Linked DNA regions of Homo sapiens: all the other regions are linked to region 1. Evidence: chromatin loops called from intact Hi-C (ENCODE). Cell type or tissue: gastrocnemius medialis. All regions are shown on one strand. Region 1 has its middle 7.5 kb from the start of LINC01732. Region 2 overlaps MR1 (major histocompatibility complex, class I-related). Region 3 holds the start of KIAA1614-AS1 (KIAA1614 antisense RNA 1). Region 4 has its middle 4.3 kb from the start of IER5. Region 5 overlaps XPR1 (xenotropic and polytropic retrovirus receptor 1).

What was found. Peaks named below come from ENCODE experiments on the same cell type or tissue, not always from the same donor. Only the 100,000 strongest peaks of a DNase experiment are listed, where the experiment ranks them.
Region 2: it touches region 1 in a loop (8-fold over the local background); 41 of 110 quality-filtered maps call a loop at or near these places.
Region 3: a loop joins it to region 1, with 4 times the contacts of the local background. A loop is called at or near these places in 5 of 110 quality-filtered maps.
Region 4: a loop joins it to region 1, with 2.9 times the contacts of the local background. A loop is called at or near these places in 29 of 110 quality-filtered maps.
Region 5: it touches region 1 in a loop (5-fold over the local background); 94 of 110 quality-filtered maps call a loop at or near these places.

Annotation. Positions count from the first base shown.
Region 1 is chr1:181,165,016-181,169,015 of GRCh38, reverse strand. No RefSeq gene overlaps it. Among named protein-coding and RNA genes, the nearest start is that of LINC01732, 7.5 kb to the left of the region's middle. RefSeq lists silencers at 2,155-2,224, 2,235-2,284. In gastrocnemius medialis, CTCF peaks have their summits at 2,032 and 2,231 (motif pointing right); a DNase peak (open chromatin) is centred at 2,275; H3K27ac peaks cover 536 bases.
Region 2 is chr1:181,036,829-181,040,828 of GRCh38, reverse strand. The region is part of intron 1 of MR1 (major histocompatibility complex, class I-related); the gene reads right to left. Among named protein-coding and RNA genes, the nearest start is that of MR1, 4.8 kb to the right of the region's middle. In gastrocnemius medialis, a CTCF peak has its summit at 2,211 (motif pointing left); a DNase peak (open chromatin) is centred at 2,208.
Region 3 is chr1:180,951,861-180,955,860 of GRCh38, reverse strand. It overlaps KIAA1614-AS1 (KIAA1614 antisense RNA 1), which reads left to right and starts at 974. Exons shown (of 2, transcript NR_145481.1): 1 at 974-1,193. RefSeq lists an enhancer at 739-1,344 and a silencer at 1,380-1,919. In gastrocnemius medialis, CTCF peaks have their summits at 1,722 and 1,929; DNase peaks (open chromatin) are centred at 1,400 and 2,320; H3K4me3 peaks cover 1,057 bases; H3K27ac peaks cover 1,599 bases.
Region 4 is chr1:181,082,413-181,086,412 of GRCh38, reverse strand. No RefSeq gene overlaps it. Among named protein-coding and RNA genes, the nearest start is that of IER5, 4.3 kb to the left of the region's middle. In gastrocnemius medialis, a CTCF peak has its summit at 1,976; DNase peaks (open chromatin) are centred at 2,002 and 2,652; H3K27ac peaks cover 528 bases.
Region 5 is chr1:180,879,863-180,883,862 of GRCh38, reverse strand. XPR1 (xenotropic and polytropic retrovirus receptor 1) reads right to left here. Exons shown (of 15, transcript NM_004736.4): 14 at 3,566-3,787. Among named protein-coding and RNA genes, the nearest start is that of LINC02816, 25 kb to the left of the region's middle. In gastrocnemius medialis, a CTCF peak has its summit at 1,758 (motif pointing left); no DNase peak of the experiment used is centred here.

The DNA of each region.
Region 1 (4,000 bases):
AGGGTGACCAGAAGACATACCTTAAGGACACCTTGAAATTCAGCCTTGATGCCTGGGATAGGACTGTGACTTGCTAGGACATGCAGTCAGACAGATGAACCAAGGGGGACACCAATTAGAGATGAGAGGACCCTGAGACCAGTCTGCAACTTGGAGCAACTGCAAGAAGATGCTCCTTCCAGAGTACAGAGGGGAAAACTGCTGCTCCCAAAAAAGATTCTTCCCCCTCTGTCCCTCAGCCCCATGAAATGGGACAAACTGATCCAGTACCACCTCAGATTTAGGCCTGTTAAAAGCCTGGGAGGATATTAACGACCTTCCCCATAAAACAGTGGCTTTCTCTTCTTATATTTTATCAGCTTCCATTGCTCTGCATTTAAAAGGAGGCACACAAAATTGCAATGCCATCCTCCAAGGTGTGTGGCAACAGCCAAGGTGAGTGGAACAAACGTGAACAATGTTTCTTCTGCTCTCACACCACCAACAACATCAATACAGAAGACTTTTGGCCGGGCTCAGTGGCTCAAGCTTATAATCCCAGCACTTTGGGAGGCCAAGCCAAGCAGATAGCTTGAGGCCAGGAGTTCGAGACCAACCTGGCCAACATGGTAAGAACCCCTTCTCTATTAAAAATACAAAAATGAGCCAGCTGTGGTGGTACACACCTGTAATCCCAGCAACTTGGGTGACTGAGGCATGAGAATTGCTTGAATCCAGGAGGCGGAGGTTGCACCACTGCATTCCAGCCTGGGTGACAGAGCAAGACTCTGTCTCAAAAAACAACAGACTTCTGTGACCAAATACTCGGTGGTTTTACCCCACCAACATGCAAGCAATCAATTCAGCAGCAGACGTGAGCTGCAGGGGTATCTTCCAATTCAATTCGGACACTGTCTACCTGGAGATAGCATCAGATCCCACAGGTTGAGGGCTCAGTCCCACAAGAATGCCTCCCTCTTCCTCCAGACACCAGTCACAGATCCTCAAGCTGGGCTTTCCACATTTCTTTAGGTTTGATTAATTTGCCAGAGTGGCTTACAGAACTCAGGGAAACATGTTTACCAGATTATGAAGGATATTACAAAGAATATAAACAAAGAGAGGCATAGGGCAAGGTATGGGGGAAGAAGCATGGAGCTTCCATACCTTCCCTGAGCACGCCACCCTCCAAGAACCTCCACGTGTTCGGCTATCCGGAAGTTCTCCGAACACTGTCTCTTTGGGTTTTTATGGAAGCTTCATTATGAGGCATGATTGATAAAGCCACTGGCCATTGGTGATCAACTTAAACTTCAGCTCCTCTCCCCTCCCCGGAGATTGCAAGAGCAAGGACGGAGTTTGGAAACCACCGCCCTTGACCTTTGCTGTCCAAAGCAGTAGCCACTAGTCCCATGTGGCTACCCACAATTGCAGTGAGGCTGGTCTGAACTGAGGTGTGCTATAAGTGTAAAATTCATACCAGATTTCAAAAACTTATCAAGAAAAGAATATACAATATCTGGTGAGTAATTTTTACATTGATTACATGTTGAAATGATAATATTTTAGATATATTCGGTTAAATAAATTATATCATTAAAATGAATTTAACATGTTTTTTATTTTTTAATGCGGCAACTAGAAAATTTTAAGTTACTATGTGGCTCATGTTATATTTCTGGGTTTTTTTTGTTTTTTTGTTTTTTTTGGAGATGGAGTCTCATCACCCAGACTGGAGTACAGTGGCACAATCACGGCTCACTGCAGCCTCAACCTCCCAGGCTCAAGTGATCCTCCTGCCTCAGACTCCCGAGTAGCTGGAACTACAGATGTGCACCACTACCGCTGGCTAATTTTTTTATTTTTTGTAGAGACAGGGTCTCGCTATGTTGCCCAGGCTGGTCTTAAACTGCTGGGCTCAAGCAATTCTCCTTCCTTACGCTCCCAAAGTGCTGGGATTACAGGCATGAGCCACCATGCCTGGCCTCAGCCCTGTGTGATATTTCTATGGGACAGTGGTGCTTAAATGATCAACTTCAATGGGAGAATGTGTGTACCTCTACATACAGAGGTAGATATATAGTTTCTGATTATATAAATAAATATAATATATTTGGCTTTGAAAGACCAAATAAACAGGACTTGAACTTTTTTTTCCATGAATGGTAGGAAAGTTATGACTATGAGAACCTTAATGTTTGCTATGAACGGCTTGGGGTGGCTTTACTCACTGTTCCAGACTACAGAGTTGATGCCTGGGTTGACCACTAGAGAGCAGTGGCGTATATAAAATGTGAGCGTTCACACAGCCATTAACTGTGAAGACACTCCGCCCAGCCCACATGCAGAGCCACTACAGGGTCGGCACTAGGTAATGATTAAAACCCATGCTCTTTCCCTCCCTTTTAAGTGCCATATGCCTGGGGAAGAAGAAAAGACTACAGAAAACTGGGTAGAACTAGAGCTGACCCTTAAACTGTGAGGCTCAGACAGCAGCAAAGCAGGAAGGCCATTCTGCGTGAAAAACATCAGATGTTCAAAGGCAAGTGTTCAAAGACCCAGGCGCGGAGTCACGTTTACCTTCCTGGCTCCGAGGCTATCAAAATGCGGGGCCTGAAGCAAGCCACTGGGCCTTGCTTCTGTAAGATGAGGTAGAGCTAGGTGAGCTTTAACATGTCCTCCAACGTCAGCATTGCAGCCATTCCAGAGTGAACCCCGCGGGCCTGCTGTTCCAATAGGTTTAATGGGGGACACAAACACCTTCCAGGCACAATGGTACTGTAAATCCATGCTTTAAGTGCCCCCCACCACTCCAAACACCTAGCAATAATACATAAGATATAAAAATTTTAAAAATGAAAGTCCAAGCCTTGCTCCGGAAGATCAGCATCTTGGCCGGGCGCAGTGGCTCACGCATGTAATCCCATCCCTTTGGGAGGCTGCTGCAGGTGGATCACCTAAGGTCAGGAGTTCGAGACCAGCCTAGGCAATATGGTGAAACCCTGTCTCTACTAAAAATATAAAAATTAGCTGGGCGTGGTGGCAAGTTCATGTACTGCCAGCTGCTCAGGAGGCTGAGGCATGAGAATCGCTTGAGCCCAGGAGGTTGCGGTGAGCCGAGATCACGCCATTGCATTCCAGGAAAAAAAAAAAAAAAAAAGATCAGCATCTCCAAGGATCAGAGAAACACAGAAATACAATTCTACAGCAGAAATGGTGCTATAGGTTCTCCAGGTCACCACTCAGGCAGAGGTGGCCAGGAGCTTTTCTCTTCTCTTGTGGTAAAAGGGGAACTATACATGGCCAGGGGTTCCCAGTCCAGAAACTGGGTGGGGCTTTCACACCCAAGAACCAGGAATATAAAATGCTGGGGCTGAGACTTATACAAAGCTTCTTATCCCAGTTGAAGAGGAACCTTGCCAAAGAGGTCCCCTGGCTCAGTGTTGGGATCAGCAACGTCCCCAAATCATGGCAGTATGGATACCTGAGCTGACAATTGAAAATCTGGTTCTGAATTGGGGGCTGCGAGGACCAAAAAGAAGCTACTGCAAAACCACTAGGTTGAAAGGGAATGAGCATAGAGAGAGACTAAAATTACTAATAATAACTCCCACAAGAGAAAGACTAAAAAGGCAGTCAAAAAATGTAATCTAAAAATGTAATGGTAGGAATTGAATTCACTTCAGAAGAAGTGAAAATGGTAGGGCAATGTGACACTGACTTTTTAAGGAATTGATTATTTATTTAGCAAATATTCTAAGCACCTACCATGTCCTAGACACTGTTTTAGGTGCTCAAGATACAATAATCAACAAAACAAGACTGCTGATATGGTTTGGTTCTGTGTCCCCACCCAAATCTCATCTTGAATTATAATCCTTTATAATCCCCACATGTCAAGGGAGGGACCAGGTGAGAGGTGCTTGGATCATGGGGGTGATTTTCCCATGCTGTTCTCATGATCGTGAGTGAGTTCTCACAAGATCTGATGGTTTTATAAGGCAGTTTTTCCTGCTCTTGC
Region 2 (4,000 bases), 130 kb after region 1:
TACAGACATGAGCCACCGTGCCTGGCTGTGTCTTTCTTTCTTTCTGGGTTTTTTTTTTTTTTAACTTCAATCTAATTCTGATGCCTGGTTTTGAAACAGTTGTTCTCCACCAGCCAGCCTTGACTTCAAAGTCCAGGCACCTAAAGGCTGGACTTGCTTTTTCAGTCACACCCATCCACCACTGGTTCAGCCCAGCGTGGCTCTGCTCCAGGACATCACAGTCCCTTCCTCTTCATTTGCCATGGGCCCAGTTACCCATCTGGTGCCTCCACAGGAACAAGTCATGCTTGCTCCTTAGCTGGGCCTTTAAAATGTTACCTCTGCTGTGGTGGGAAGTTGATTGACACATGTTCAGTCAGTAACTCACAACAGAAAAGATGAGGAAAAGTCCAGGTACCCTCTCTCTCCTAGTACATTAAAACTTGTGATAATTTATATCCCACCAGGATTTGTTGCAGACATAATCAGATTTCGAATCATTTGGAAAGGCCAATATTTTACCATTTTTGACCTATAAAAATGGCAATTTCATATCATTTGATCTAATCTTCCATTTCTCTTTTCTCGCCCTAATAATTTTGAAATTAAGTCTCTCTCTCCCTTTCCATGAACAGATAGATCATCAGCATCAACTCACTTATTAAGCTGAAATATACAATTTAGAATTTGGTATTCTGTCTAAACCAGTCAAGCTACTTCTCAAAAGGCATCTCCTGCCCAGTCTCATCAGCTTCTGACAGATAGTGCTGGAGAACCCGAACGACACAACCAAAAACTCTTAGGCTAGGTGCAATGGCTACTTGATAGTTCTAAATCATGTTCCCTTTAACCTGTCCATTAACCAGTTGGGCCATTCTTACAAAAGGCTGTGAAAATCACTGGATTGTAAAATAATTGATGAAGTGTTTTCACTTCATCCATGAGGGCAATTTTTCTTTTCTTTTTTCTTTTTTTTTTTTTTTTGAGATGGAGTCTCGCTCTGACACCCAGGCTGGAGTGCAGTGGCATGATCTTGGCTCACTGCAACCTCTGCCTCCTGGGTTCAAGCAATTCTCCTGCCTCAGCCTCCAGAGTAGTTGGGATTATAGGCGCCCACCACTACACTCAGCTAATTTTTGTATTTTTAGTAGAGACAGGGTTTCACCATGTTGGTCAGGCTGGTCTCGAACTCATGACCTCAGGTGATCCACCCACCTCAGCCTCCCAAAATGTTGGGATTACAGGCGTGAGCCACCGCGCCCGGCCTCATGGGGGCAATTATTTATTTAGTGTCTACTATGTACAAGGAATTGGAGGCAATGTTAGGAAGAGAAGAACAAATCAAATACCAGCTCTTTCCTCCAGGAACTTACAGTATTATTGGGGAGCTAAAGCACATAACAAATAAATGAATTCCACCACACACGGCAACAAGCAGCAAGCGCCAGAAAAGAGTACCAATGGAGTGCTCCAGCCACTAGGAGAAGAGAGACCGTGGTCCCATGAGAAGGGATCCACTGGGAAATGTTCCAAGGAGGTGGCAGATCAGATGGGCCTTCAATGAGGCATAAAGGGCAGCAGCATCTTAATCATAGTCATCACAACTGTATTTGTTTATTGAGCACATACCTTGTGTTAGGTACCATTTTAAGCCCTTGATAAGCATGGGTTTCACTTATTCTTCTAACAAACTTTTGAGGTAGGTCTTATAATTCCAACCCACAGATAGAAAATAGGTGCAGAGAGGCCGGGTGTGGTGGCTCATGCCTGTAATCCCAGCACTTTGGGGGGCCAAGGCAGGCGGATCACCTGAGGTCAGGAGTTCAAGACCAGCCTTGCCAACACGGAGAAACTCTGTCCCTACTAAAAATGCAAAAAATTAGCTGGGTGTGGTGGCGCATGCCTGTAATCCCAGCTACTTGGGAGGCTGAGGCAGGAGAATCGCTTGAACCCAGGAGGCGGAGGTTGTAGTGAGCCGGGATCACGCCATTGCACTCCAGCCTGGGCAATAAGAGCAAAACTCCATCTCAAAAAAAAAGAAAAGAAAATAGGTGCAGAGAGATTAATTGCCCAAGATCATCCTCAGAATCCATAAGTGAAGGAACCAGGAATCACACTGTGATCTCTCCATGGGAAGTCCCTCTACCTTGAGACTACCCAACCCTCCCTAGTGTAGGGGAAGCTTTCCAGGCCAGGCTTCTAGCCCCTGGATTATCACTGCTCTCTCCTGCCCCCTTGTGTCAAGGATGACTCACTGCCTCTGATTTCCCAGTCCCTGGGGCCACAGGCTCCAGACCTTCCTACACACAGGTGGCCGTGAGTCCTGATTGGATAACCAGGTCAACACAGTCTGATTATTTATTGGCTCTCTCAAGAAGTCCAATGCCTTAATAAGGTCAAAATGATTATGATTCCTGGGAATGACTCTTTAGAATTTCGAGCATCGTGGGAATGAGGGGAGAAGTAGGTGGCAATATTTTTAGTTAAGGGGACCTTTGGACACATCTCAGGCCATGTTCATGGATGGTTCTATGTGCAGCAAGAACCATTAGTCCCCTCTCCTAATGACATGTCTAACTAACTACAGGAACTTAGAGCATAAAAGTGGCGACTGTGACAAGTTTGGCTTGTGAGCTACTCTTCTGAGGCTACCCTTTTGAAGGTTGCCAATGTCTCACTTCATATAGGTATATTCTTTTCTGAATGTCCAATAAGCACAGTCCTAGCTGCTGGAAACAGAGCAATGAACACATGAAAGTCCCAGCCCTGTGAGATAATTTCTAGACAGGAGATTGGCAATAAATACATATATAATACAAGGTCAGGTGGAGATAAAGATTATGAAGAAAAGTAAAGCAGAGAAAAGAGAGTGTGGAGAGGAGAAGGCCTGATCTTTTAGATAGAGGGACCACAGCAGGTGGCATTTGAGCAGAGATGTGAATGGAGTAAGAAAGTGAGCCCTGTAGGACTATGTGGAGTTTTGGAAAACGAATGAATGAGCTCTGGTGTCTTTTTTCCCTCAGTACTCTCTGTACACAATGATGACTATATGTCTTATGTTTCCCAGAAAATCCCGATTTTATAAATTTTATTTTTCTAAAATGATCCTTTGAAGTTATAACAAAATGTGACTTAATATGTATACTCTTGAAAGATTTTCCCCGATAAATATAAATTCATACATCAGAAAAAACATCCTTTGTCATCTTTCTCAATTTGAGTTCCCTAAAATAAGTGTTCAAAGAGTCATGTGTTTGATCTTTAACTTAGGCTCCTTTCCTCCAGCTCTTAGCAATACTGTGGGGTAAGAGGATTGGGGTCAAGTGAGAATAGACAGATATTTCAACTAGTCAAAAGAAAAATCTACAAATTAGTTGAATTTCTCAAGTTTAGATAGATTCAATGCCAATTAAGAAGAGGGCCTTAGGGGAGTGAAACATTGTCTTGGAGAAATTTCTATGGCATATACCTTGGCAACAGCTCCATGGAAACAGACTGAAGTCTATCTAATAAAGTCTAAAGAAAAAGCCCATATTTTCTCATGTTAACTCTTTGAACTCAAGGTCACTTCTAAGCAGATAATATGCAAGTCTGTTTTTTAACAGTAACCCAGTTGGCAGCTTAGGGAGCTTATCCATCATCAGACCTCGCCTGTGAAGGACTCCACCATTCATGAAGTAGATTGATATAGCAGATTTATACAGCCATAAAATTATGAGTAATATCAAGAGACTGACCTTGGTTATGTCGAGATGAAACATACAAATCACATATGGCAATGCATGAGAAATCTCATGCCAGCCCCCAGTCTGATTACACCCACCCATATCGCCAATTCACAGTTTCACACAGGCTGAAATGAAGAACAAGATGAGTTGTAAAAGCATGAAACACCTTTTTAATACAAATCCTGCAACTACAGTAAGCCACAGTTTTGAATTTGCAGTCGTTATTACTGCCCGAGCTCTCTATGGCTCCCAGTCAAATAACTGTGATTTCTTAGGGACATTACCTCCGAACA
Region 3 (4,000 bases), 210 kb after region 1:
CCTAAAGAGTCACAATAAAGAGCCCTTGGTACAAGATCCTATGGGATTTAAGGGGAGGAGCCGAAGTCAGCATGCAGTATCGGGAATGCTTCCAGAGACAGACACCTCTAATATTTTTGAAGGCTGCCACGGGGTTTGTGGGGGGACAGGGAAAAGGCATTCCAGCCAAGGCACATGCATAAAGCATGAGAGAGTAGGTGGGTGCATGGATGGGTGAAGTTGGGGCTAGTGGGATCCAGGAGCCAACAAACAAAGCTCCTGCCAATAATACCCACACAAGAATCCTGTGCCCAGAGGCAGTTTGGAAGACTAAGAAGTCCACAGTCGCATCATTGCCCTCCTCTCCTGGGTCATAGGCCTCTTCTTGGCACACCCGGAAAAGAGGTGGAAACAAACAGCTGCCCAGGACACCTGGGCATCTAGGATGGAGGCCTCTTCCCCACTACCCCAGGGGCCAGGCCATAGCCCTGAGGGTTTCTTCTGCCTCCCCGCAGAACAGAGCCATAACCCACTTTAAATTACAACTCGGTACACACTTGCAGAAGCATTTCTCAAAACCTAACCTACCCTTGGCTTGTATAAAGCACTCTAATTTTTATTTTAATTTAATGTTGGTCTCAACCCACAAAATTGCTTTTATAACCCATGAGTGAATTGTGCCTGCAGTTTGGAAACACTGCCCTGGAAAGGGATCTGCCTGCTCTTCTCCAGCCCCACTTCCCAGAAGAAAAACCAAAATGAGAGCCCCTGCGTCCTGGTGAAGGTCAGTGGCGGGCAGGCCAAGCAGGGCCTCCAGAGCTGCTCGAGGGCCTCCAAGGGAGGTGAGCTGCAGAGGGACCCAGGAGGGTGGAAGGATGCTGGCTGGAAGTCACAGAGGGCCAGGTTCAAATCCTGCCTCCGCTTTTGATTGGCTCCCAGACCTTGGATCTATCTGTGAATTAACCTTTGAGCCTCGGACTCCTCGTGCGTTAGCCTGGTATAATAGTCTCTCTCTCGCAGTGTTGCCGTATGGATTCAGGGTGATTTAATGACCTCAACAGAGCTCTGGAACATTTGCGTAGCTGGCAGGGCAAGGCGAGGGACAGCCCAACGAAGGCAGGTCCTTGAAGTCCTGGTTAACACTGGTTTCCAAAATTCGAGCCGGCCTGCGGTTTTTCCAGCACGCCTGAAAGCTGGGGACACTCATGCACCAGGTACTCATTCCTGCACACCCCGCCCCCGCCCCACGGACATGAGGGTCCATAGGTCGCCCCACTTCCTCCCCATCCCTCCGGCCAGCTCCAGCTCATCCTCCCAGTCTGGCTCGGCGCGCCGCCTCCACATCACCTTTCAGCAAGGCCCGGGACCGTGCGGTGCACCAGTAGGCCCCGTCCGCCTCCCCAGCCGTGCGTTTCTCAAAGGCAGGGTGAGCCCAGCAGTGTGTGTGCGTGTACGCGTGCGCGCGTGTGCTGGGGGCGGGGTTTGCAAAACTCCCGCGAGCCCGCCCTCCCTCCACCCTCAGGCTGCAGGCCCCCGCGGCTCTAACAGCCGGTGCCCTGCTGGACACACCCCGCCTCGCGGAAGCGGCCTTGGCACGAAGGCCCTGGCGACCCCCAGGCAGCGCAACGGGCCGCTCCCCTCTCACCCCCGCCCGCGCGAGGCCCCGCGGGAGGACGCGGACAGAGGCTGTTGGCTGTGCTGCCTGGCCCCACGCCTCCTGTCTGCGCGGCGGGAACACTCCGCGGGCGGCCGCGTGGCCGGGAAGGCGCGGCTGGCGCGGAGTCTGCGGGTGCAGAGCAAGCGGCCGCCCGCTGCCTGCCCTGGCCGGTGGGGACAGCCCGCCCTGCCAGGGAGACTTGGGGGGGCACCGGAGTCGCTGCGAGGTTGCCTCTAGTGGCCTGAGGGCGGGGCGGGCGCGGGGCAGCTGCTGAGGGCACAGTCGCCTCCTGGTCGCAGGGCCCGCGACAGACCCCGATTCTCCCTCCCGGGACACCGGGTGCCAGCTGCGGATATCTCTCGCCGCCGCTGCACCCCGCAGCGACAGAGGGGGGCCCCCGGGAAAGAGGGGAAAACCAGCCGCCGCCCGGGACGCTGGTTCTGCGGGTGGCTTCTGAAAATGCCCCCAAGCCCCGAGGAGACTGAGGTGCCTGAGGCAAAGGGGTGCCACTTTCTGCTCCGTGTAGTCCCAGTGTCAGGGGCCTTCTGTGAACCGCGGGAGGGACATAAGTTAGACACCGGGAATACCCACACCTTTGCATGTGGCTGCTTCGTTTCTGTGCCTGAGCCACTTGGCCCTTGCTGTAGCTTCCTACTCGTTTTACAAAGCCCTGCTTGTGCTCACCTGCCCGGTTGGCGCCCTTGCCAACTACCCGGCCAACCACGAATCACGGCCCCAGGCTGTCCACAGGCTACCCACAGGCTACACCGGCTGCAGCTCCTCTTGCAGCATACCCTGCATCCGGCGCTGTAATGTGTGTGTGCCTCCCCCTGGGCTGGGGCCCCTTGAGGCTGCGGGTCTTTCTTAAGTCCGGGGGCTCTTGCCTGGCCTAGGCCTGGTTCCTGGTTAATAAGCTCTCAGTAAGAAGGTTCTGATGGCCCAGGCACTATGGCTCAGGCCAGCACTTTGGGAGGCTGAGTCGGGCGGATCACATGAGGTCAGGAGTTCGAGACCAGCCTGGCCAACATAGTGAAACCCTGTCTCTACCAAAAATACAAAAATTAGCTAGACATAGTGGCAGGCGCCTGTAGTCCCAGCTACTTGGGAGGCTGGGGAAGGAGAATCACTTGAGCCCAGGAAGCGGAGGTTACAGTGAGCTGATACTGTGCCATTGCACTCCAAGCCTGGGCAACAGAGTGAGACACTGTCTCAAAAAAAAAAAAAAAAAAAAAAAAAAAAAGGTTCTGATGTTCCAGTGTGTGAGGCAGGGCTGCCCTAGGCCTTCGAGGTCAGCAGCTCCCCAGGCAGGCAGATGCAGGCAGTTGGGGAAGGTCAAACAGGAGGCTGGAGGAACCAAAGCCCCCTCCCATTTCCACACAAGGCAGGGCCTGCACATCAGGCTGCCCCAGGGAGAAGCTGGGATGCCAGCGCCTTTGCCTCCTTGGAATTAGGTCACCGTCCAGAGGCCTGGGAGCCTCCAGTGTCCCGCGTGCCTCGTGCCCCTCCCCTAGCACCAAGCCTTTTCTGGCATGGGGAGGCAGCTGCAGTGGGAAAAGTGGGCCCCAAGTCAGAGGGGCAGGATTGCATGCCCTGTCACTGCTGCTGAACTTGGTTCCCCATCTATGCAAAATGAAGACAATGAGCAGGACATACCTGGCAGGACTATTTAAGGACTAAGTATGTCACCAGCCCGGGAGGTGATACGCCTGAGGCCTTTTCCCGTCCTCCCAGCCCCAGCCACCCCCTTCCACCTCCTCCCACCTGGGAAGGCAAGTTGTCCTTTTCAGAGAAAAGTGGAGCTGTCTTTGGCCCCCAGGAGCTTTTCTCAACATGAAATTTCTCCAGTTTTGTGACCTTAGGCCAAGAATTGCAGTATAGGAGGAGCCAGGGTTTCTCCACACTTGAAGTTTCTTGCTGTGGGCTCATTTCTACACTTTGAAGAGTGCCAGTGCCCTCTTCACAGCCTGAAGCCCCAAGCACTTGTTCCTCTGGCCCCTCTGCTCACCTGCCAGATCCCCCTAATTCCTCCTCCACCCCCCTACCCCATTCTGTGAGCCATGGGGCTCAGCCCCTCCCTCTCCTCCCATGGGCATCATGAAGACAGGGTTCTACCTGGCTCCTGCTGCAAAGGCCCTGGGTGGGGGAACACACTCCCAACACTGCACAGGACTGCCTCCCCACCCCCACGACCTTGTCCCTGGGCCACAGGCCTGCTTCAGTGTTCTTGCCCAATGAAAGCTGCCCTGACACTCTTTTAAACCCGATTCTGCTGAGGGTTGGGTTTCTTGGTTCCAGGATTTTTTTTTTTTTTTAACCACAGCTGGCACCCTGGCCAGTTCTAAAACAGCCCTGAACTTCCTATTC
Region 4 (4,000 bases), 83 kb after region 1:
TAGGATCCACAAGTTCCAAGCAGCAGGAGCAACAGAGTCCAGTGTAGGGAACATCTTACTTTGCAGTTGTGCTGGGCACATGCCCAAAAGCAAGTGGGAAAGGCTAGAAACAGAGGCCGAGGCTGCATGATAGTGGGTTGTGGGTGCCTTGATGAGGAGATAGGACCACAGGGACCTTACTAAAGGTTGTTCAGTAAGGGAAGCACAGAATAGATTCTAGAACAGTTGGTGCATAGAAGAGCACACATAAAGCTCTTGTGGAAATTTAGGCAAAGGGTTGTGAAGACCTGAACTAGGTGGAGGCAACAAGAATGAAGAAACTGGCAGGGCATGGTGGCTCATGCCTGTAATCCCAGCACTTTGGGAGGCCGAGGTGGGCGGATCACGAGGTTAGGAGTTCAAGACCAGCCCGGCCAGCATGGTGAAACCCCGTCTTTACTAAAAATACAAAAAATTAGCCGGGCATGGTGGCACGTGCCTGTAATCCCAGCTACTTGGGAGGCTGAGGCAGGGGAATTGCTGAAACTCAGCAGGCAGAGGTTACAATGAGCGGAGGTCGCACCACTGCACTCCAGCCTGGGTGACAGAGCAAGACTCCATCTCAAAAAAAAAAAAAAAAAAAAAAAATGAGGAAACTGAGAGACAAAAGAACTTTAGTGATGATCTGGGATGCTCCCACTCACCCATCCAGGCAGGTTATTGCTAGTGTCAAGCCTCTTGCCTTCCATGAAGGCTTTCTGACCTGCCTGAGCTGAGCTTTTCCATCATCCACCACTGTACTCAGCACACTCCTTCATCATTGCCCTCATCACTTTCTCCTGTCATGCCCAGTGTCCCTCCCAGACTATGCCCTCATTGAAGGCAGGAGCCCAGCTCATATTTGTAGCCAGGATATGGTGAAAATACATAACAGCTGGTGCAGTACAGGCACTAACCATCAGAACAGGGTCCTGGAGGCCCTTACAATGCTAGGGGTTTGGAGGGCTCCTGCAAGAGGGGCTGCATGGCCAGTAAGGGGGCTACTCACGGGCTTAGGGCAGAGGTTCTATCAACTGACATGGAAACATTTCAATACTTTAACAACTGGGTTGGCTGTACCAGTGCATACTGAGTGATTATACACTTGGATTAATGAATTCCTAATAATAATAATGTTTACCAAGCACTGTGCTAGACATAGTACATGCATTATTTAGCACATTTATAAAGTTCTGAAAGTAGATATCATTATCTTCATTTACATTTAACCTACTTAAAGCTCCAATGTGGGGTCATGGGGCTAGATTGCCTGGCTCCTCTTCTCACTGCTGTGTGACCTTTGGAAAGTCATCTCACCTCTAGGTGAAATGGGAAATCCATATTTTAGTTTGCTTATATAGGCAAGTTATTTAACCTCTTTGTGCCTCAGTCTCCTGTGAAAAATGGGAATAATAAAAATAACTAAATTGCTTAGTACAGTTCCTAGCACCATATAAACACTTATAATTCTTAGTTATTGTTGTTATTATGGTTATTGTTATCACACCAGTGCCTAGCACAGTTCTGAACACATAGTAGGTACACTCTTAGTACTTGTTGAATTTTTAATGCTTTTTCTGCTGTACCACATAATAGGTGCTTAATAAATGTCTGATGACTTGCAAGTTGCACATTATCACTGTCATTATCAGGATTTTCTTTGATCCTGAGCCAACGAAATGGAACCTTTAGAACTCATGTCTGGAGGGCCCGAGTTCGTATGATCAGGAAACTTCACCTCCACCTACCAAAAAAAGCAGGACGATAGCATATTCTTTTAAGATTTAGCAAGCAGGAACTGAGTTAGAATTTGCCATCATCCATCTCTGAGATTTTGTCAGTTGAAAAGAGAAGTTCGCAGCATGATCAGAAACAGTAGGGTTGTCAGAAGAACAGAGGAACCAACTGCTCTGGAAGAAAAGGCCAGAGCACCTCCCACAGGTCTGTTCTGTCTTTTCACCCCTCTGCTGGGCACAGGCAGATTAGTACAAGGAGCTTTGGGCTCTGCTGTTTCCACAGCTGTCTGAGGTCACTCAGGCGCTATCTGGGCTCAAGCCTGTGGATTCCTGTCGCACAGGCTGCTCTGCCCACTGCTGTTGACACTATTTACGCCCTTGTTTACACAACTAATTGAAGGCTAAGTATTATTATCAGATGATTAAAGATCTTAACTTGCCTTAAATTACGTCTAGTCTGTGCAAACCCACTACAGATTATGCACACGGTAGCTATGTGAGAAGTAACAATTAGTAAGAAGGGAGTTGGTGAAAGAAAAATAAGTTATTTGCACTGTCCCTACCTTTCAATATTAGGACATTTTCAATTGGTGGGGGGTGAGGGGCAGTGTCAAAATTGCTTATGCAATCAAATAGTCATTTGTATGACATACTAAATATTTAGGGGGAAAAGATCTATAAAAATACATTATTAGCACTTTATGTAAGTGATACTCCTTTTTTTCTTCTGAGAACAGACAAATCCACTTTTTTTTTTTTTTTTTTTTTTTTTGAGACAGAATCTCACTCTGTTGCCCAGGCTGGAGTGCAGTGGTGTGATCATGGCTCACTGAAACTTCCGCCTCTCAGTCTTCCAAGTAGCTGGGACAACAGGCGCATGCCACCACAATGGCTAATTTTTGTATTTTTAGTAGAGATGGGGTTTCACCATGTTTGCTACGCTGGTCTCAAACTCCTGACCTCAATTGATCCACCTGCCTCGGCCTTCCAAAGTGCTGGGATTACAGGTATGAGCCACTGCACCTGGCCCAAATCCACTTTTTAATTTGTTCCTTTTTTCTCTCACTATTCTGGATATTGTACATCTTTTTTTTTTTTTCTCTTGGCTGCTTGATTTTCTTTTTCATTTTTCTTTTTTTTAATTTTAATTTTAATTTTTTTTTTTTGAGACAGAGCCCTGCTCCATCGCCCAGGCTGGAGTGCAGTGGCACAATCTCGGCTCACTGCAGCCTCCACCTCCCGGGTTCAAGCAATTCTCCTGCCTCAGCCTCCCGAGTAGCTGGGACTACAGGCGTGCGCCACCATGCCTGGCTAATTTTTGTATTTTTAGTAGAGACAGGGTTTCACCATGTTGGCCAGGATGGTCTTGATCTCTTGACCTTGTGATCCGCCCGCCTCAGCCTCCCAAAGTGCTGGGATTACAGGCGTGAGCCACCTTGCCTGGCCCTGGCTGCTTGATTTTCTATATAATTTTTAAATTTTCAAATGGTGTTTGACTAGGAATGCACATCAAAACCTGTCTTTTTCCCTTCTCTCCATTTTCATTCCTAAACTGCTTACAACCCTGCCCACCTTCTTGTACTAAATTTTGAATCTTTGTTCAGATAACCTTAAATTGTTTTTTGTTTTTTCTGTTTTTTGGTTTTTGTTTTGTTTTTGTTTTTGTTTTTTAGACAGAGTCTTGCTCTGTCACCCAGGCTGGAGTACAGTGGTGGGATCTCAGCTTACTGCAACCTCTGCGTCCTGGGTTCAAGAGATTCTTGTGTCTTAGCCTCCCTGGGATTACAGGCGTGCGCCACCACACCTGGTTAATTTTTTTGTATTTTTAGTAGAGATAGGGTTTCACCATGTTGGCCAAGCTGGTCTTGAATTCCCGACCTCAAGTGATCTGCCTGCCTTAGCCTCCCAAAATGCTAGGATTACAGGCGTGAGCCACTGCACCGGCCACTAGAGAACCTTAAATTGTTTTTATGATCAACTTTTTCAGATTCTGTCTCCTTTAAGACTCCTAAGGAAAACAGATTCTTCAATAAGGGTAGAGCAATCAAACTCATTAAAATGAGCCTAGGATCCTATCAAGCTGCAGAATGAGAAAACACCACCATATAAAACCCTAGACCTGTGCTGTTCACTACATTGGCTACTAGCCACATGTGGCTAGTGAGCACATGAAATGTGTTAAGTACAACTGAGGAACTGCATTTTACGTTTTATGTAATTTTAATCCATTTAAATTTAAAAATTGA
Region 5 (4,000 bases), 290 kb after region 1:
TAGAGTTTCCTATTCAATTTCAGATACTATTGGAAAAACACTAAGAAACTAGATCACAACCAGAGGAAGGTAACAAGAACAATGGCAGGGTATGTGCAACGCAGAAGGTAGTGATCTGGGTTTGAGTACTGACTTTGATTTTTTTTTTTTTTTTTGAGACAGAGTCTCGCTCTGTCGCCAGGCTGGAGTGCAGTGGCATAATCTCAGCTCACTGCAACCTCCGTTTCCCAGGCTCAAGCAATTCTCCTGCCTCAGCCTCCTGAGTAGCTGGGATTACAGGCATGTGCCACCACGCTTGGCGAAGTTTTGTATTTTTAGTAGAGATGGGCTTTCACCATGTTGGCCAGGCTGGTCTCAAACTCCTGACCTCAGGTAATCTGCCCGCCTTGGCCTCCCAAAGTGTTAGGTTTACAGGTGTGAGTCACTGCACCTGGCCACCTGACTTTGATTTTATGATGCATCTATTTAACCCTTTGAGTGCCCGTTTCCATCTCTGTAAGGCAGGAATGGTAACACCGATTTCACTGAATACCACTTTCACCTCATGGAGACAGTATGCATATCAAGTGAGAACATGGATGAAAAAAGCATTAAACAAACTTAAGAAACTGGCTGGTTCCTGTAATCCCAGCTCCTTGGGAGGCTGACATAAGAGGATCGCCTTAGCCCGGCAGTTTGAGACCAGTCTGAGCATCACAGTGAGACCCTGTCTTAAAAAAAAAAAAAAAAAAAAAAAGCCAGGTATGATAGTGCAAACCTGTAGCCCCAGCTACTCAGGAAGCTGAGGAAGGAGGATCATTTCAGCCCAGGAGTTCAAGGCTGCAGTAAGGTATGATCACACCACTGCACTCCAGCCTAGGTGACAGACTGAGACCATGTCTCCAAAAAAAAACAACCAACCCCCAAAAAACAAATATAAGAAATTGTGATAAGGATGATGAGGATAAGATAAAACACCACTTGAGGCATACATGAGAAACCAAAAGAGTTAGCCAGCAGAAGAGAAGACCTAAGGAGAGGCATAACAGTTATTTCTCTTCAAAGAGTTGACAACATACAATGCAGAAGAGGGAGGAGACTCATTATAAGTTATGTGAGAGAGCCCAAATAGGATCAAATTGTTAAAGTTATAGTGAAATTACAGTGAAGCACATTTCAGCCCAACATAAACCATTTACCACTATAAATACCAACAATAAAATCAGGTGGCTGAGTGTGGTGGCTCTTGCCTGTAATCCCAGCACTTTGGGAGGCCAAGGAGGGAAGACTTCTTCAGGCTAGGAGTTTGAGACTAGCCTGGGCAACATAGTAAGACCCTGTCTCTATAAAAAATAAAAAATTAGCTGGGCAGAGGGGTGCAGGCGTGTAGTGCCAACTACTTGGGAGGCTGAGGTGGGAGGAGTGCTTGAACCCAGGAGGTTGAAGCTGCAGTGAGTCATGATCGTGCTGCTGCATTGAGCCAACCTGGGCAACGGAGCGAGATACTGTTTCAAAAAAACAAACAAACAAAAAAACCACACACATTAAGGATATGCTAAAGGTTGCATGAGTGATAAAGTCAGTACTGAAACTCAGATCTTATTTTGGATTCCCTGCTCTCTCCGCTGTACACCAACTGTTCCATTCCTAATGTCTTACTCTTGGTGCAATCTGGTTTCCCAGAGTTTCTCCGTTAAACACCTGAAATGGAACAGAATAATCTATTGCCAAAGAGCCCCTTCTTTAAGCAGAAATAGTATATGTTTAGATTGCCCTCTGCTGGTAACTAACAAGGATAATTAGACTTCAAAATCAGGAGCTCAATGAGGTCACCAATCACACTTAGCATTTTCTTCCAGCCCTTTGTGGCACTTATCTCACTGACCCACTCAGTGCTCCCCTGCCCCAGCTTCTTCAAACTCTGCTTCCTTGGGATCACAGCACCAACCATGCTTTGTTTTGATGCTCTTCCTATTACCTCCCTGACTATTCCTACCTCTTTTGTTTATTTTCTTTTTTTCTCTTGTCTGTGTTTGTTCCCTGGCTACTATGGTTGAGCCAGGGATTAAGACTCAGTTCCCTGCTCTCTGCTTTTCTCTGCCTTCTTCAGAGAACTTCCAAATCTCTATTTAAAGTTCAGCAGGTTCTACTCTACTCCTCTATATCCAATGAGTTACTGATACTACCTCCTGTTTCTTACTTCCTTCAAAACATCTCCTTATGTTCCTTCTGGTCCAACAGTAAGCATCCTGATCTGAATTTTCACTGCCCCATACATTGAAGTACTGCATAGCTTTTCATCTGGCTTTCTGGCCTTCAGTTTTTCCCTTGCCTAATATATCTTACACAGTGCTATTAAAACTTCCTAGGATACTACTTTCACAATGTCATTCTTCTACAGAAAAATTCTCTGTGACTCGTGGCTGGGTGCGGTGGCTCATGCCTGTAATGCCAGCACTTTGGGAGGCCAATGCGGGCGGATCACGAGGTCAGGAGATCGAGACCATCCTGGCTAACATGGTGAAACCCCATCTCTACCAAAAACACAAAAAATTAGCTGCGTGTGGTAGCGGACGCCTGTAGTCCCAGCTACTCGGGAGGCTGAGGCAGGAGAATGGCGTGAACCCAGGAGGTGCAGCTTGCAGTGAGTGGAGATTGCACCACTGCACTCCAGCCTGGGCAACAGAGCGAGACTCCATCTCAAAAAAAAAAAATTATCTGTGACTCATTCCTGCCTACAAGATCAAGTTTGCATTTTCAGCCTTTTACAATCATACTTCATCTATTCAGCAAAATTATTCTTACTATAATTCTAGTCACATGGTTTTTCTTTCTGCACTTCATTTCTACCTTTATGTTCTTTACTGTGTCTCTAGTCTATTCACTCCCTTATCCTTTAGAAAACCGTTCATCCTCAACCTAAGCCTCCTTCATTCCAATCTACTGTGCTATCTATTGTCTCTAAATTTCATATGCAGTCACCATATACTGTACATTTATGGTAACTTTTAGCAACATACGTAGTCAATGACTGATAAAAATATTGTTGTAGGTATTTAATAAGAAGATAAAAATAGTAATAGTTTATTCTTAGTAGGCTCTTTCTGTGAGGGAACTGGTCCAAGTTCTATGTAATAATGAATATAATCCACTTAACCTCCCTATAAGCAAGAACCATATTAATTTCAATTTACAGATGGGGGCAGAAAACAGAAATTAAGTCATTTGGTCAAGGCATAGATGGCAGGATTCCTAAAGTTTATAACATAAAAATTATTTGCATACACAACACACAGAAGAGTCAAGTATTAATAAATCACTCTCCAACAACCTTTTCCTCCAGACAGTGGATCTTTAGTGCCAAATTACTAGGTTATGCACTGATGACATTTACTCTATGTGCTCATTTAGACAGTCATAGGTTGTATCATATGGAATTGCTGCTTATTACTGTTTTTTTGTAGGTGAAAAATGGCTGAGTATTGGCAATTTCATTTGGTTCAACCTGATAGCTTTTTAGCTTACATGCTACCCAATGCTAAAACTCAAAGGAAATATGCCTCACAGAAGTAGAAGCCATACATACTGAGAAGCGAGGCGAGGCCGGCGCAGGGATATGCTCTGGTTGTACTTCCATGACCGATTCTTCTGGCGGTTTCGTACCCCATCATCCTGGTCCATCATCTGTTCTAGGAGAGTCTGATCATCTGCGTTCAGGGGGGCCACAGAGATGTCCCGCACAGCACGGAATTCACCACAGTTATTCAGATGTTCATTCTCCAGGCGGAAGAAGTTCCACACAAATCGCCTTAGCAAAATGGGGTAGATCAAAGTACTTATGAAATTGTAACATACTTCTGCTACCTGTAAACCTCCCAGTGTATCAAGTTTCCACTCATGGAAACAAAAACAAAGAATTAAGGGCTTGAATATTAAAATAGGGAAAGATGGTGTTGCGGGGAGGTGGTGGTGGGGGGGTAAGGGAAACAAGACTAGACTATGAAAAAGGGAGGGACTTATG